Regions from separate parts of the Homo sapiens genome. Here region 2 is linked to region 1. A link is an interaction called in ENCODE POLR2A ChIA-PET data of the cell type or tissue named here. Cell type or tissue: K562. All regions are shown on one strand. Each heading gives the region's core, and the rest is flanking DNA. Links, peaks and the distances in the headings are about the cores only. Region 1 overlaps AK8 (adenylate kinase 8). Region 2 overlaps AK8 (adenylate kinase 8).

Evidence for each region. Peaks named below come from ENCODE experiments on the same cell type or tissue, not always from the same donor. Only the 100,000 strongest peaks of a DNase experiment are listed, where the experiment ranks them.
Region 2: POLR2A ChIA-PET joins it to region 1 with 5 read pairs; 5 of 35 experiments call an interaction of 5 or more read pairs at or near these places.

The regions. Positions count from the first base shown.
Region 1 is chr9:132,778,449-132,783,829 of GRCh38, forward strand. The region is part of intron 11 of AK8 (adenylate kinase 8); the gene reads right to left. Among named protein-coding and RNA genes, the nearest start is that of AK8, 97 kb to the right of the region's middle. In K562, for the core only: no CTCF peak of the experiment used is centred there; a DNase peak (open chromatin) is centred at 2,443.
Region 2 is chr9:132,834,015-132,839,395 of GRCh38, forward strand. The region is part of intron 5 of AK8 (adenylate kinase 8); the gene reads right to left. Among named protein-coding and RNA genes, the nearest start is that of AK8, 42 kb to the right of the region's middle. RefSeq lists a silencer at 1,754-1,916. In K562, for the core only: no CTCF peak of the experiment used is centred there; no DNase peak of the experiment used is centred there; H3K27me3 peaks cover 2,981 bases.

The DNA.
Region 1 (5,381 bases), core at 231-5,230:
AAATAGTGCTTCCTGGAAGGACCCGTGATAATGAAAGAGAGAGAGAGTGGGGCGGGCAAGAAACCCTCTCTACTTTGCATTTTAATTTTTCTTTGGTCCTACTGCTGTCCTCTTAAGAAATTACAGCATCCTTCTCACTTTGGACCATGTTAGAAATGACAAAGTCATTATCCAAGGGTTTCAATGTGTTGTCCCCCAAAAGAAATTGTCATACGGAAATAAATTACATCAAATTAGGGAGCTCTGGCCTATAAACTATATGCCAATCTGGTTTTTAATTTCATAATGTACCACCATATTCCATCGTTTAAAATTGGACATAATTGAAACAAAAAAATCAAAACCACATTTAGCAGAATAATTTTATAAACATTGGTAAATGCCCTGATTAAAAATTTCCAGTTTGCTTCAGTTTGAATTGAAAAAAAAAAAATTTCCAGTTTTCTTGGCTCGATGGGGTCCTGAACAAAAGGGCAATTTTGTCTTTGACTATTTTGGGGTCATTCGCCGCATGTGTTACCAGAAGAACAGGCTACCTTCCCCACTTCCAAGCCAATGAGAAGAACAGGCTACCTTCCCCACTTCCAAGCCAATGAGTGTCTTTAAAATGTCTTCCATAGATAAGGAAAGCAAGCAGGTCACCATTAGAGAAAAAATATTTTTAAAATTATTTGTACCAACCCATAGTGAGTAGATGCAGCAAATACTCTTTGAGGGTCATCCCTTCAATATTTGCCATCTTAGCCTCTTTGTATTGAGCAGGAATTCAGCGTCACATGGGGAAGTGTCATAGTAAATGTGTTTACACTTCTTAACATATAGACAAATCTGTAGCATCCTATTTGGGGGCTGTGTGTGCTTTATTTATTTATGTATTTATTCATTTTCGGAGAGACAAGGTCTCCTTCTGTCACCCAGGCTGGAGTGCAGGGGCACGATCATAGCTCACTGCAGCCTCTGATTCCTGGGCTCAAGCAATCCTCCTACCTCAGCCTCCCAAGTAGCTGGAACTACAGGTGTGCACCACCATGCGCGGCTTAGCGTGTAACTTGTTATGTGAGAACAGGCGAGAAGACAAACTCTCCCCTACACATTTGAATAAGAGTCGGCCCTGACAGGAGGTACTCTGGGCACTCACGTGCAGAGCAGGTCATAGCCATTCACAGTATCCGTACAGCTCTTTCAAGCTATCAACCACATGCACACATCCTCCATCTACTCTCCAGAGCAGTAGTGCTGTGAGGTTAAAAGAGTAGAGATTATTGTCCCATTTAACAGATAAGGAAATTGACGTTAAATGTGTCTTCTTCAAACCAGCTAGCCAACAGAGAAGGATAAATGCAATCCCATTGCATAAAGGATAGAATTTAACAGTTCAGAGCAAAGAGTTGGGTTCAGGGCTGGCCCCTTCCATGGATCTTACCTGGCTATGTGGCCTGGAGCAAGGACATGGCTTCTCTAACGCTGACTGCCTTTTACCTGAGCAAACCTCCTTTACTGGGCTGTTGAATGGATGGAATCACATAGGAAACAACTGCATAATCAGCACTCAGTAAAGACCAGATATCATCATTATTACTCTTGTTGTCAAGATAATGCTGATTATGAAGGAGGAGGGGGCAGAAGAGAGAAGGAGGAGGGAAAGGGAAGAAGTGTCCTCAATGGACGTGATCTGGGAACAAAGTGGGAGGGGCTGTTTCACGGCAGTCAGAGAATAAAAGGAGAATGAACTGAAAGATGAAGAAGGAGAAAGAGAAAAGCAGAGAGGAAGTTGAGAAAGGCAGAGCAGAGATGCCCTGTGCAAAGCCATGGCAGTTTTGTCCTCGGAAATCTAAGAAGAAAGCTTCCAGACCTGAGGGGACAGGCTTGGCCCCAGCAGACTGCGCTGAGTGCGGAAGTGACAGCCCCTTGTGCCTGGGGGTGGGTGTCTGCCAGCCTCCCTCCCCTCGGCAGCTCTGTTCTCTCTGGCTTTCTGGAGGAAATGTCTGTGTGGAAGGTCTGTTTAGCAAAAGCCAACAACAACAACTACAAACCCAGCACCAACGGGGAGCCATATGCAATGAGAAGAGACCTGTCACTGCCTTTCCAGGGACAACTGAAACCCTCTGGGCTCCTCTGGATGTGGGACACACATACCCATCTTATTTAAACAACAATAATACATAAAAATTCAGAAACCACCACATCCTCAAAGGAACCTATATAGCAGTTTCCAGTTTGCACAAAATGACCTGGCACCCAAATGAGCTAATCAGAAATCTCATTCTTGGGTGGTTTCCTGAGAGTCCTAAAATGCAGTCCAATGAAGAGAGAAAAAGATACTCCAGAAAACAACACCAAGATTAAAACTCCCTGCTACCATTTTGCTGAATGTCATTGCCACTGACTCATCTAGAACCCTCCTTTTACATCCTTTTCCGGGGATTTCTGAGATAGCATGACCAAGACCTTGTGGGGGAGGGTTAAGGTCACAGCTTGCCCTGCCCCCTCCCTCCTTGCAGCACGGAGGGAAAGGAGGATGCAAAAAAACAGTGGGTCTCATACACGGCAAACTTCCCAACATCAATCAGAATCCTATACTCTTTCTCTGTAGTAAGCATTAATTTTAAAAGAAAATACTGTGCTACAAGCTTGCAGCATGAAATGAATTATTTTACAGCCAGGCAGAGGGCAGGTTTCTGGATGCAGCCATGAACATAGTTCTTTCTTTGTTTCTTTCTTTCTTTCTTTTTTTTTACTATTATTATTACGTTTTAACAAACTTTATAGCCCATTTTATTTGTTCTGAAATAACTTTTTTTCCTTCTTTTCGACAGATCAATTACTTGGTTTGTTTCCCTTACTGTATGATGTTGGAATCAAGAGATTGATACTGCTCAGTGGAATATAATTTAGTATTATGTGCCATGGGTTTATGAGGTAGGAGTCAGACAAAACATTGCATTTGAACACTACCCATTTATTAGCTCTAAGAAGAGATTTATATTTGACAAGGAGACAATAGCTTTGTTTTCTGATAAGCCAAAGAGGTCTATTTTTGTGTCCAATACACTGAGTAGCTTACCCTTCCCCGATAACTCTATTTACTAGTGTGAATATATTTTAATAATAAAATTGATATATATGTAAATTTATTTTAATCTAATTTCATTGAACCTTCCTTAAAAAAAGAGCCTTTGTAGATTTTCATATCTGAATTATAGATTTCTGTATCGTATTCCCAGATTGATTTCTAGGCTATAATTCTGTCAAGATTTCCTCCTGGTGTCAAAAACAGCAACACCACAGCTAGAGTGTTTTATAATTGGCATCACAACCGAACCAGAATTACAGTCCTGATAGTCATCCTGGTGCTAGGTGGATTCATTTTAGAATATTTCTCTCTTTCTTAGCCTGTATCTGAACTTGAAGGTTTACGGCTAAGATTACTTTCTGAGTTAATCATAAAAATGTTTAACTGAAAGCTAAGGTGCTGGAGATGGAAGAGACAGAGATGAGAAAGGAGGAAGGAAAATATACCTTCAATGACTACGAAAGGATGATCAACAGCAGCATATGATTAAATCTACATTGTAAATCAAGATTTTTTGTTCCTGCCTGTCCTTCGCCCTAGGGTCAAATAAATTAAATTGGCATTCTTTACTAAGTCTTTAGAACGTGATTTTCACTCCGTGGTGAACGGAAGAGTGTTTCCTTGCAACCCTGCCCTAAATCAAATCGGTTCTTGAATATTCCTCCTGTGTGCTTTTCCTCCCTGTGTTGGTCCTGTAGTACTGGTGCTTGGGCTCGGTAAGTAAAACAGTCATTTTTCCCCCCAGGCTTCAGAAAACCAGCACAGGATTCTCTCCCCTGACCTGTTAATGACACCCTGCCCCTGCCTTCTTTAAAGTGATTGTTCTGCATTTTCCCCAGTGCGTTTCATCTTCACATAGCTGATGCGCTCACAAAGAAGCTATGCAGGCTGGGAGCAGTGGCTCACGCCTGTAATCCCAACACTTTGGGAGCCCAGGGCGGGTGGATCACCTGAGGTCAGGAGTTTGACACCAGCCTGACCAACATGGTGAAACCCCGTCTCTACTAAAAATACAAAATTAGCTGGGCATGGTGGCACGCGCCTGTAATCCTAGCTACTTGGGAGGCTGAGGCAGGAGAATCACTTGAATCCGGAAGGCGGAGGTTGTAGTGAGCCAAGATCGTGCCATTGCACTCCAGCCTGGGCAACAAGAGCGAAATTCCGTCTCAAAAAAAAAAACAAAAACAGAAGCTATGCAACTGATGCTGTGACATTAACCACGTCTGTGGCATTAACTATGTTAGGAAGAACAGAGGGTGGACACTTAGCCTTTGGGTACTTTGGTCCCTGGAATTTCACAGGAATAACGGCAGTAAAACAGGATGCTCAGGTTAACACTATCAGATCCCCGCTGCCCTGGGCCTAAACAGGTTTCAGTCTTCCAATGGGAAGCTCTGTAGCCCAAACTCTAGGGATATAATTCAGAGTTGAGGAGATTCTAACTTTGGGAAAGGCAGAATAATGCCTGCCCCCAACTCCAAGATGTTCACCTCTTAATTCCCAGATTCTGTGAATAGGTTATCTTACCAGGAACAAGGAACTTTGCAGATTGGATTAAGTTAAGGACTGTGTTGATATGGTAAGATTATCTCAGGTTATCTGGGTAGGCCCAATCTAATCACATGGCTCCTTAAAATCTGAGACCCTTTCCCGGCGCTGGTCTCAGGGAGACATGAGTACAGAGGAAGGATGGGAGTTGCACTACGGCCTCTGAAGATGGTGGGAGGGGTTGTGAGCCAAGGAATGTGGAAGCCTCTAGAAGGTGGAAGAGGCAAGGAAACGGATTTTGCCCTAGAGCCTCCAGGAAGGAATGCAGCCCTGGCAGTGCCATGATTTTTAGAACTACAGAATTTGAAGACAATAAATTTGTGTTGTTTTAAGCCACCAAGTCAGTGGTAATTTATGATGGCAATATAGGTAACTAATATGCCAACTCACACTATTCTTAGACAAACAACCAGCCTATTCAAAGGTAAAGGATTTACAGAATATATCCATCTTGGGACCCAGTTATAGGTGCTACCAAAAAATGGAAGGAAAGGGGCATAAAAGTTAAAAAAAAAAAAAAAGAGAGAGAGACAATGAATACCTGTTAGAAAATGAATTACTCCAGGAAACATAAGAACATTTTAGATAAAACCTTACCAGAATGTTCTAAATAATTTAAAGAGAATGGACTCCATGATATAGGAAGTGAAAGAAAAGATGATGAGATTTTTAAAAAGGAGATGCAAAGAAAGCTCACAAAATGAAGGAAAAATGCCTAAGGGGAAAAGTAAAAGCATTATGGAAACAAAAAAACAAATGA
Region 2 (5,381 bases), core at 63-5,062, 55 kb after region 1:
GACTGCAGACTCCACCGGAGGCATTCCCTGGAGCTGCATGCTCAATCTCTGCAGTCCCAACGAGGCAAGCTGAGGCTGAAGACTTGGACTCGATAAATCAGTTTCGCTCAGTTCCAAGTCTGAACCAGGGCAAGCCTCACAAGAGGCACTGCAGGCTGAACGCGGCCTAATGTGGTTTCCCAACATAGAGGAGAGAGATTCTGTCAGCCAGGAAGGAAATGCATCTTAAAAGATCCAGTTTGGGACAGTGATATGTTCTAAAGCCAATCGGTGAGAACAATGAGACTACCTTGATGAACATAAAAAAATCTGACATCACACTGTCCCAGGAGCAGTTACTTTGGTTTATACAAAAACATAAAAACCTTAGCCTGCCACAGAACCCTAGGATGCCGTCCATATTCAACTCACCTGAAAGATGACTAGCAAGAATTTTTATCTCAAAGTTGAATCCCAAACAATATGCAACCCCTGTTAGCACTGAACGTGGAATGCACTGAACACGGAACGTTAGTATTCCACATTCCACATGTATGACTGTAGCAGGAACCCGTTACCCCTTAACTTGCTCTGATTCCTCCACCTGATCAAGGTGAGGTGTGCCCAGGGCTTTGCCTGACCTTTTTCTGGGCAGCCTAACAGTGATTATGCTCTTACAACGCCGAAATATGCAGGAGTGATTTTTCTAAACAGAGTTGAATTCCACCCTTGATAATCAATGATACATGCGTGGTATTTTTATACAAACGTGCAGATGCGGGGATATCATTACTCCTAGATGTGCAGCCTACAGGCCAATGATCTCTAGGATATGAAAACCTGGTAAAGCCCAAATGCAGGCATTCAAGAGGTGCCTTTTTTTTTTTTTTTGAGACAGAGTCCCACTCTGTCGCCCAGACTGCTGGAGTGCAACGGCATGATCTCGGCTCACTGCGACCTTCTCCTCCCGGGTTCAAGTGATTCTCCTGCCTCAGCCTCCCAAGTAGCTGGGACTACAGGCGCATGCCACTACGCCCAGCTAATGTTTTATATTTTTTAGTAGAGACGGGGTTTCCCCGTGTTAGCCAGGATGGTCTTGATCTCCTGACCTCATGATCCACCCGCCTTAGCTGCCCAAAGTGCTGGGATTACAGGCATGAGCCACTGCGCCCGGCTTCAAGAGGGTTTTTATTAGTTCCTAAATAGTTAAAAAAAATTTAAATTCCTATCAAGTATCTATGGTGCCCCTGAAGCCACTCCATGGAAGAAGACACAGTTTGAAGAACAAATTGTTCTGTCCCCAGATGCACCAGTCTACCCTAGCTCTGAGGTTGGCCCCAAGATAGCCCCCTGCAGAGATAACTCACTTTGGAGGTTCACATTTAGTTCTCCAAGTCAGACATAATGTGCTTTAGATGAAAGTAACAGACACGGATAACCCAGCATCCAGGGCCCATTCCCCTCAAACACTTTAGACCATGTCTGTGGTGTAGACCCACCTGTCTAGAAACAAGATTAGCCCTGGAAAGTATCAGTTTCTTGTAACGGCGGAAAGCAGTGGCTTTGGAACCAGATGACCTGTGCCACAGCCAATGTGTGACTTTCAACCAGTCACTTCATCCCCTCTGGCCTCATTCTCCTCTGCACAATGTGAATAATCAAAATCTAGCTCACGGTTGATGAAATAATTAAATGAGGATTATAAACAAACAGACCAGGCACCGTGGCTCATGCCCATAATCCTAGCACTTTAGGAGGCCAAGGTGGGAGGATTGCTTGAGGCCAGGAGTTCTAGACCAGCCTGGACAACACAGCGAGACCCCGCTTCTACAAAAAAATAAAAAATTAGGCCAGGCGCAGTGGCTCACGCCTGTAATCCCAGCACTTTGGGAGGCCGAGGTGGGTGGATCACCTGAGGTTGAGAGTTCGAGACCAGCCTGATCAACATGGAGAAACCCCGTCTCTACTAAAAATACAAGATTAGCCAGACATGGTGGCGCATGCCTGTAATCCCAGCTACTCAGGAGGCTGAGGCAGGAGAATCGCTTGCACCTGGAAGGTGGAGGTTGCGGTGAGCTGAGATTGAGCCACTGCACTCTAGCCTGGGCAACAAGAGCAAAACTCCATCTCAAAAAAAAACAAAAAGTTAGCCAGGCATAGTGACATGCACCTGTAGTCCCAGCTTCTTGGGAGGCTGAGGTGGAAGGATCACTTGAGTCCGGGAGTTCGAGGCTGCAGGGAGCTATAATTGTGCCACTGCACTTCAGCCTGGGTGACAGAGTGGGACCCCATCTCTGAAAAAACAAATAACAAAACAAGTGTAGTGCCTGGCAACAAAGAAATGACCCAAAGTTAACTAGTTTTATCATTATAATTTTGAGAAAGGTGAACGATCTTCTTTTTCTCTACCTACTTCCAAGGAGTCCCACTTAAGTTTGTAGAACTTAATATTAAAAAAAATTGTTTAAAAAGGCAAATCTCTGGGAAACAGGAGCAACTGGCATTCCAGGTATGAACTGAGGGAAGATCTTTAATTAAGGAGGACTTGGGGTAGACACATTTCTCTTTTTTTGAAACTGGGGTCTTGCTATATTGCCCAGGCTGCTCTCAAACTTCTGGCCTCGAGTCATCCTCCTGCCTTGGCCTCCCAAAGTGCTGGGATTACAGGTGCACCACCACGCCCAGCTGGGACAGACACATTTCAATTAGAATGCGGGGGTCTAGTGAGTTAACAGCTACTGTGGATTCACCCCAAGGTGGGCTCACGCCATTTGCCATCACTTGGCCAGCTGCCCTCTCTGAGGGGAGTTTGCCTGTCCTCTGGAAGCCCATGTGACTGTTTCCTTATCTGTATAACAGGAATGATGATAATAGTACCTACACTTCATAGCGTTTAGGGTTACAGGCAACGATGTACCTAAAGTGGTGGCACAACGTCTGGCAGATAGCAGGTGCTTAATAAATGTCTCCTGGCATACACAGGCTTTTCATAGTTGACAACTCATTTGAAAAACAGACCAAACTCAGCCTAAGAATGGGAGAACGGGCCAGGCGTGGTGGTTCACGCCTATAATCCCAGCACTTTGGGAGGCCAAGGTAGGCGGATCATGAGGTCAAGAGATCGAGACCATCCTGGCCAACGTGGTGAAACCCCATCTCTACTAAATATACAAAAATTATCTGGGCGTGGTGGCGGGCGCCTGTAATCCCAGCTACTCGGGAGACTGAGGCAGGAGAATCGCTTGAATCTTGGAGGCAGAGGTTGCAGTGAGCTGAGATTGCGCCACTGCACTCCAGCCTGGGTGACAGAGCAAGACTCCATCTCGAAAAAAAAAAAAAAAAAAAGAATGAAAGAATGAGGAGTTGGCCCCCTTCTGCTCTGCCCTTCTGCTGTGGGTGCCCTGCTAGCTCTCGGGAGCAGACGTGGCACCTCTGACTCTCTGCTCAGCCTGCGAAGAGAAGAGTGATGTGGTCAGTACTTCTGGGTCCAGTCCCGTTCCCATCATCTCCGTGCCTCTCAATACTCTCTCCTGCTCCAAGGTCTGCTTGCGTCTGCTCAAACCTCAGGCCCTGTCCTGCATTTGATCATCTCTTTTTCCTCTTCTACTGCAGTGAGAGGGATGATCTGAGGCATCACACATCCACAGAGCATATCGGAACACGCGTTCCTGTCCACATGGAGTGCTACGGCTCTGTATGCAGACACATGATCCACACGTGCCCTTAAGAAGCCCATATCACACCAACCAACCAACCACGCCTCAGCATCAGGGTCTCTTACAGAAACACCCACAAATAAGGGGGCACAGGAGGTGTGCTCACTGTGCTGTGCCCGGCACCTCACCAAGCCCTCAGAAGCCCTGCCTCGCCGTGATGCGGGCCATACGTTTCCTGAGTGGAACTCAGACCTCCACTTCCAATCCCCTGCAAAGCTAACTGCATCTGTATTTGAGGAACACACAGCCAGGGCCTCAGCAGAGCTGTGGATCAATAAAACCGCACTCCTTGGAGGAGGCAAGTGACATCTATAAACCCGTGAGTGTCAAAACAATGGCAAGAAAATCCTGTGTTCCTACTGTCAGTGGGATGAAAGTGGTGTAATTAATGCCAGCCCAATGACACCACAAGGAGAAATAAAACAAACAGCTGGTGGTTCTGTGGACCAGCATCTAGCTCCTCCACTCCGTTACTGTTTCCACTATAAAATACTGACTCATGTTATGGGCAGGGAAGCATAAATCTAAGACCAAAGAGGAGGAAAAAAGACTATAGAAACCCACCATGTAAATTCTAAACTTTTGGCTCCACAGTCAAAAGTGTGCTACGTCCGCTCCCCCTTTACAGTGAAAGAACCAAGTTTCCATGATATTACATGAGATCTAAGAGGAGTCAACCTGGGAACACAAAATAGAATTTTGCATTTCATGTTCAGTAAAGGAAACACCCCCGGCCAGTACAGTCACTTTTGGGGCTGGGGGCCTGACCTTGCTTCCCAAGTGCATCAGAGACCTGACTCCAGGGATCTGCGGACATGGTCAAGGTTCAGAATGGTCCAGGTGTTGCATCTGATGATGGCATTCTTACTGTAGCTCCAGGAGGAAGATTATGCAGAAGCAGACATTTTGAACCTGATGCATTTCTAGAAGGTCAGTTTTTCTTCTAGGTAATGTATTTATCCCTCCTTTGGGTCAGTGGGTGGGGCTCCTGTGCTACGGCCTCATCCGTAGAATGACAGCAGCTCTTAGAACCTGCCTGTTCCTGTCAGCCCTCTGTTCTGAGCCACCTAGAACATTTGCTGGTGCACAGCAGGTGCCCCAGAAGTCTTAGCTGTTGAAAACATCATAGGACAGTCATGCAGGTTCAATGGGAAAATGCATCACAGTGTGACGTGGTGTTCGGCACATATCAGGGGCCAGTAAATGCTAGCTGAGCATTCTGTGTACCTTATTATTTTTTTATTTTTTTGTTGAGACCGAGTCTCCAACTGTCGCCCAGATGGAGAGTGCAGTGGTGTGATCTCGGCTCATTGCAACTCTGCCTCCTGGGTTCAAGCGATTCTCCTGCCTCAGCCTCCTAAGTAGTTAGGATTACAGGCGCCCACCACCACACCTGGCTAATTTTTGTATTTTTACTAGAGATGAGGTTTCACCATGTTGGCCAGGCTGGTCTCGAACTCCTGACCTCAAAAGATCCACCCGCCTAGGCCTCCCACGGTGCTGGGATTACAGGCGTGAGCCACCACGCCCAGCTGATGTGTACCCTTATCTTGATGGACCAATTTTGCTCTTCACCAACTGTGTCTTGGCTTAGTTCTGGCCTTCATTTTCCTTCTTTCCTGTCTTTAATGTAACATGATCACAGGCTCAATGAGTCATGGGGCAAAGTAACACTCTTTTAACACA